Linked DNA regions of Homo sapiens: region 1 is linked to region 2. Evidence: chromatin contacts called from ENCODE Hi-C or POLR2A ChIA-PET data. All regions are on one chromosome and are shown on one strand. The core of a region is the stretch at or near the end of the contact, and the rest is flanking DNA. Distances in the headings are between cores, read along the strand shown.

Evidence for each region. A loop is a pair of places that touch in the nucleus more often than their neighbours do. ChIA-PET counts read pairs that join two places held with the same protein, here RNA polymerase II (POLR2A). Pooled maps may share reads with other maps.
Region 1: a pooled map shows a loop between it and region 2 (2.2-fold over the local background). The contact joins the enhancer-like site here to the promoter of ROR1 in region 2. A Hi-C loop is called at or near these places in 4 of 168 maps with a recorded cell type or tissue (IMR-90, heart left ventricle, psoas muscle and 1 more) and 5 of 50 pooled maps. POLR2A ChIA-PET finds 5 or more read pairs at or near these places in 2 of 52 experiments (MCF 10A and activated naive CD4-positive, alpha-beta T cell).

The regions. Positions count from the first base shown.
Region 1 is chr1:64,018,724-64,021,960 of GRCh38, forward strand. The region is part of intron 2 of ROR1 (receptor tyrosine kinase like orphan receptor 1); the gene reads left to right. Among named protein-coding and RNA genes, the nearest start is that of ROR1-AS1, 92 kb to the right of the region's middle. Within about 2 kb of position 1,313, at least 7 of the 41 ENCODE cell types and tissues checked have a DNase peak (open chromatin) inside an H3K27ac peak, as active enhancers do; they include IMR-90, where a contact is called at or near this core.
Region 2 is chr1:63,772,154-63,775,368 of GRCh38, forward strand. It overlaps ROR1 (receptor tyrosine kinase like orphan receptor 1), which reads left to right and starts at 1,864. Exons shown (of 9, transcript NM_005012.4): 1 at 1,864-2,355. The coding sequence starts at 2,265. RefSeq lists silencers at 1,931-1,980, 2,765-3,059 and an enhancer at 2,925-3,215.

The DNA.
Region 1 (3,237 bases), core at 63-2,562, 250 kb after region 2:
ATGTCTTCTTTATGCATCCTTATCTCTCCAACATCTAGTGCAGTTGTTTGAATAAAGAGAGAAATGAATGAGTGGTGAAAATCAGAATACGGGAGCCGAAAGTTACTTTAGAGTAGCTGTCCTCAAGCTTTGGTGGGTGTTAGAGTCACTTGGAGAGACCCGGGTTCGTTGAATCAGGCTAGACCCTATTCCCCTCCATTGTTACCATCTTCCAGGTGACTCTGATGCCCACTAAAGTTTGAGGACCAGTGATAGAGCAGTAATTCTTAACCTCAGCTGTAATTGGTATCACCTGGGGAATTTTAAAAATTACTAATGCCTGGGTCTGTTCTCCTCCTCCCCTCATTCTTATTTTATTGGTCTGGTGTATAGCCTGTGATTTGAGAGGTTTAAAAGGTCTCCAGGTGATTCTAGTGTGCAACAAAGTTTGAGAATCACTGCTTTAGAGTTCTTCTAGGCTAACCTGCCTTGTAGTTTGACTCTTCATGATATTCTAACAAGTGATTAATACAAGTATAGGTGCTTGGCACTTTGTCAATTTCTGTCCTCAATTTTCTGAGGTAATGTAGACAAGACCTGGGCTTGGAGTGAGAAGTCCTTGGTTTATATTTAAGCTCTGTGGCTAACTCCAGATTCTTGAATATTAAGATCTGGATTTTTTCCCCCATCTGTAAAATGGGGAGAATACCAGCCTTCAAGTGTTGTTGTAAGTACAGAATGTAATGACATATGTGAGACGGCTAAGCACAAGCCCCAGAACTCATAAAATAAATACAGAAAAGGGTAGATTGATAGTGATATTGATATATTTTTAAAATATCTGAATGTGTTGGCATAACTCCATCACTTGTTCCTTATGGACATCGGGAGTAACACCTCCCTTTCTCATGAAATAATACCAATTATTAATAGCTACCATCTATCGAGGGCTTATGATATGCCAAGAACCATGTTAAGTGATTTACATGGATTGTCACATTTAATCCTCATAAAAATTCTGAGATACTGTGACAGATTTACAGATGAAAAACTGAGCCTTAGGGAAAAGTCGTATTTTGAATAGTGACATCCTGCCTGCAAAAGATGTGTCCATGTCCTAAACTCTGGAACCTGTGAATTTTTCTTTATTTGGAAAAGGGGTTTTGCACATGTAATTAAATTAAGGATCTTGAGATGAGATTATCCGTCATTATCCCCAGAAGCCTAAATGCCTACAAGTGTCCTTATAAGACAGAGACAGAGGGAGTTTTTAGATGGACCCACAGAGGAGGAAGCAATGTGAAAATGAAAGCAGAGATCACGTGATGCAGCCACAAGCTCAAGAATGCCAGGGCCCTCAGAAACTAAGAGACAAGGAATGAATTCCACTCCAGGGCCACCAGAAAGAGTGTGGCTCTGCTGGATTTTGTACTTCTAGCCTCCAGAAATGTGAAAGAATAAATTGCTGATGCTTTAAGCCACTAAGTTTGTGATAATTTGTTAAAGTAACATCAGGAAACTAAGAGAGATTTAAGCAACTTGCCCTACGTCACAAAGCAGTGAACCCAGAATTCAAACCCATGTTCTTAATCAATATATTATGTTGCCTTTAAGCTGAATTGAACTTTGTAATAAAATGTCTTAGGTTCATTTATTCAACAAATGTTTATTCAGTGCCTACCATGGACGAGGCCTGTACTGGCTGAAGATACAAAAATGAAAAAGGCAGAAACATTCTTCCCTTTGGATACTCTACAATTTAGTGGAAGAGAAAAACTTTAGACAAGGTTTTTCACATACACAGAAATACTGAAAATCATTTAATTCCAGCAATGATAGGTGCTGCAAAGGAGATGAATGAAAAAATAAGACTTATCCTGGAATATAGGATCAGATCCATCCTAGGTAGGCCCAGCTAATGGCTGAGGTAGAGGTCAGCTCTTCATTCCCTCTGGCCTGTTTACTGAGGGTTTGAGGGCTTACAGCTCCACTTTAGCCCTCCTGAGCTTGCAGAAGTTGGTCCACAAACAGATTATTTGGGGATAAAGACCCACAAAAGAAGAAAGGCAGTAAAGAATTCAGCAGACGGCGAGCTCTGCAACCCGTTGCAGACATTATTATGAGGCAGTGGAGTGTGTGAAAACTTCTTTTAGACAAACTTCGAAAATGTTGTGTTCCTGTACCAAGCAAGATTTCCTGTAGGGTCATGAGAAGCTCACTAATCATCTCTTTAGTTCCAAGCTATATTACTTCAGGGAAGTTTCTGTCAAGGCTTCATGCTTAAGTATCTCTTTGTCTGGGTTTATTCTGTCAAATGCTTATTTGCTTAAAAAAAAAAAATGCCCCAAGCCTTAGTTGATCTAGCAGCTTAGGAAGTTCAAATCCCCGCATACCTCAGAGGCCTCCTAGCCTCTGCCCTAATTGCTGCAAATAACTCATGATTTCATTATCTGTGGGCCCAAAGTCAGACCAGACGAACTCTGGCCGTTGGACTATGGTTGTATAGAATTAAAACTGACTTACAAGATTTTTCTATCCATGGTCTTTACTTGTCTTCTGAACTCAGAGACCTGAATTCTTCCCAAAGATCCTTCCTAGGACTCTAATTTCAACCCCAATGTCCTCAATAGTTACATTCACTTATACATTCAACAGGTATTTATGGAGTACCAGTCATGTGGCAGGCACTGTGCTGATACAGAGGTGAAAATACAAAATTCCTGTCTCATGAACCTCACTTTCTGGTGGAGTTAGCAAATCCCTGTGTGGGAAGTACTATTATACCTGACACTTCCTGAGCACCATTTAATGTGCCATAAAAACTCTGCAAGGTAGGTACTATTATGTTCATTTCACAGGCAGGAAAACAAGTTCAAGGTAAAGTGACGCAGCTAGTAAATGGCAGAGCCAGAATTCAAATCCAGGCTTTCCTGGCTACCAAGTCCATGTTCTCAGTGACTATTTATTTCTAAAATAATAATCTGTGTGTATAGGGAGGAAAGAAGGAACAGGCTTAGAAGGCTTTTTGCTGGTAGGATATCCTTTCTGGAAGGGGATATTCTTGATTACCCTTAGGTGGTTTTTCTTATTTGTCTTTTTTCTTTGATTTTCATACTTTCTTTAATAAATATCCTATACTCTTATAGTCAGATAAAAAATAAGTAGAAGACATAAAAATTGTAAAACTCATATATACCCCCAAAGAATTGAAAACAGGTATTCAAACAAATGCAGGTACGCACATATTCATAGCTGTAT
Region 2 (3,215 bases), core at 614-3,113:
ACCTTGTGCAGTAAGTTCCTCAGGCAAGAAGCGAGATAATTGGGACAGGATTGAATAGATCTCAGGCAGAGAAACTTGGGGGACAGATCAATGTAGGTAATGAACTGGTTGACCCAAGGCCTCTCTGTCTATCATTTTTTGACCTCAGGTCAGAGCGATAGAAAGGGGGAAAACTACCGACACAGCTCCTGCCATGAAGTCCTGGAGAAGAATAAGTGACTGTTTGTCCCGCATGGGTTAGTCATTCACCTGCCTGAAGGCAAAGGGCTGGGAGTCTGGAGTCCATGACCTGCTGGGACATACTTTGGGCTGCATTTTTTCCCCCTTCTAATGTCTCAGCTCTCAGGGATCTGCTTTTCCTGGTGCCAAGGAGTATGGATGAAATTTTGTCCCTCCTCCATGCACCCCTATAAAACAAATATGATGAGAAATTAATATTTTCCAAATGGTGACCTAACCTTTGTTCATTAATTGAGCTCCTATTGCATTCCAGGTACTGTTAGAGGCCAGCAAGATACCTAGATGATTGAGACAGAGTCCTCGCCCTCCATGAAGTGACTGTTCATTTTAAAACCCTAAAGCTGGGTTCTTAGAGGCTACTGCAACAGCAACAACTCCCGAGTGAGTGCTTATCATGTGCCAGGCTCTGGTTACAGGCTTTAACTCTCTCAGTGGAAACAGCCTGAGTGCTGGCTTGGCTACCCCATGTCTGTGAGACTGTGGGCAAGTCATTTACTTTCCCTTTGAGTTTCAATTTCTAAAACTGTAATATGGGGATAATATATGTAAAACAGCTAAGAAGTATATACTTTTAATGACTCTTTTTAGTGTCAATGGAGGATTTGTGAGCAAATGCATATAAAACACAAGGCAAACAGGAGGTATTTAGTAAGTGGCCACGTGATTATTGAGAGACTATGGGCTTCTTCCTGTTCCTCCAGAGCAAGACTGACAGGTGTCCTATTACCCTTGCATCTTCAGAGCCTAGAGCACAGCCCTGAAAACAGCAGGCGCTCACCACTTTTTATGATCAAAGGCAGTCTCTACAGGGAAAGTCAAATCATTATGGGTATTTATGAATTACAAAATCCATAAAGTTAAACCAGGAGAAATGGACAAAAACACACTCATTGTAGAGGTCTTTAATGATCCCTTGGCTCATGGCAGAGCAGCTAGACAAAAAACAAACAAACAAACAAACATGCAAAGATTCAGAAGGCCTGAAAAAATAATGAATACAAAGAAGATAAATCGATACAGTATTCTATCTTCACATTCGGAAGACAAAAACACCTTTCAAAAAACCATGGGACATTGGCAAAAATAACCACAGATAATCCTCAATAAATCTTGCCAGGAGGCAGTACAGATGACATTGAATTCAGTGAGACTACAAATTAAAGACAAAAAGGCGAAGTATAAATTACTTGTGTAAGAACTCTCTCAACTCTTGGGTCCAAGAAGAAAGCAAAAGGGAAATTGTATGATAGCAATAAATGTGCCATTACCCAGAGTCACACAGCTAACAGTGACACAGCTGAGGCTGCTAGAACCTGGGTCTACTGTCGTCCAGCCACGAACTGGCTTGAGATCCCGGATAAGTCTCTCTGAGCCTCGGTTTCCCCTTCTGTCAAGTAGCCTCGAAGGTCCCCGGCGCTCGGTTCGGTGGCGAGTTTGAGGAGTGTGGGGGAGGGGAGGGGAGGGAGCGTGCCCGAGACGCGGGAGCCGCGACCGCTTTCTGCGAAGTCGGGGAGGGTGCGGGCGTTGAGAGGCTGCAGCAGAGGGCGCTGGGTCGCCAGCCTGGGCCGCGTCTCCCATTGGTCGGGGCTGGGGCGCTGGGCTGGAGAGTTGGTGGAAAGTGACAAGTTGAGCGAGAGAGGGAGCGTGGAGAGCTGGAGCAGCCGCCACCGCCGCCGCCGAGGGAGCCCCGGGACGGCAGCCCCTGGGCGCAGGGTGCGCTGTTCTCGGAGTCCGACCCAGGGCGACTCACGCCCACTGGTGCGACCCGGACAGCCTGGGACTGACCCGCCGGCCCAGGCGAGGCTGCAGCCAGAGGGCTGGGAAGGGATCGCGCTCGCGGCATCCAGAGGCGGCCAGGCGGAGGCGAGGGAGCAGGTTAGAGGGACAAAGAGCTTTGCAGACGTCCCCGGCGTCCTGCGAGCGCCAGCGGCCGGGACGAGGCGGCCGGGAGCCCGGGAAGAGCCCGTGGATGTTCTGCGCGCGGCCTGGGAGCCGCCGCCGCCGCCGCCTCAGCGAGAGGAGGAATGCACCGGCCGCGCCGCCGCGGGACGCGCCCGCCGCTCCTGGCGCTGCTGGCCGCGCTGCTGCTGGCCGCACGCGGGGCTGCTGCCCAAGGTAAGAGGCGCCCGCCGGCCCCCGCCCGCCCAGACCCCCTGACCCGTGGCCACCCTTCCGCCGTCCAGCCGGGCGCGGGACACGCAGGAAGCGCCGCGCTGGCTCCGGGGCGCGTCCGGCCACCCGCCACGGGGCTCGCCGGCGCCGCCAGGCCAGGGTTTGCCCCGGAGCCCCGCCAGGCCAGGGTTTGCCCCGGAGCCCCGCGGCGGGCCGGGGCGCGCCCAGGGACTCGTTCCTCGGTGCGCAGCAGCGATTGTCAGCGCTGACAGGAAGCGTGGAGGGGTTTGAGGGTCCTGGGGGTGATCGGGGCACTTCTGTGCAGGGCGTCCCCCCTTGTCTCCCTGGACCTCTAGCGCGCCCCAGCCGGTGTTCAGGCAAGTCTATCCTGCCCCCAAGTTGCGAGCCGGCCCGGAAGGCGCGGTCCAGGAGGGAGTTTGGATTTTCAGTGGTGCTCGCCAGAGCCCAGGCGGCTCGCGGATCGACGCAAACAAAAGCCCTGTCCTCCTGGGGCTCCGGCGGCCTCGCATCGCCACCGCCCCCGGCCCTCCGGCCCTCCCGAGAGTCATCATAGAGGCCAAAACTTGTGCGCCGCTGCAGCCGCTGCCACTTTGTGCAAAATGTGCTGTCAGAGGCGGCCTGCGGCTCCAAAGTGCTTTGGGTGTGCACGCGCGCGCGCGCGCGTGTGTGTGTGCGTGTTACAAACAAGAGGGGGAAAAGCCATCTAATGCATATTTGATTTTGGTAATCTCTAAAGACAATCGCAACAGTTAGAGAAAGACTTCACCGCAAGCCGGAGCGTCTTAGTTCGCTGCGGGAAGCTGGGGTCCTTGCTGCGTCTGAGCCGGTACACAATGAGAGGG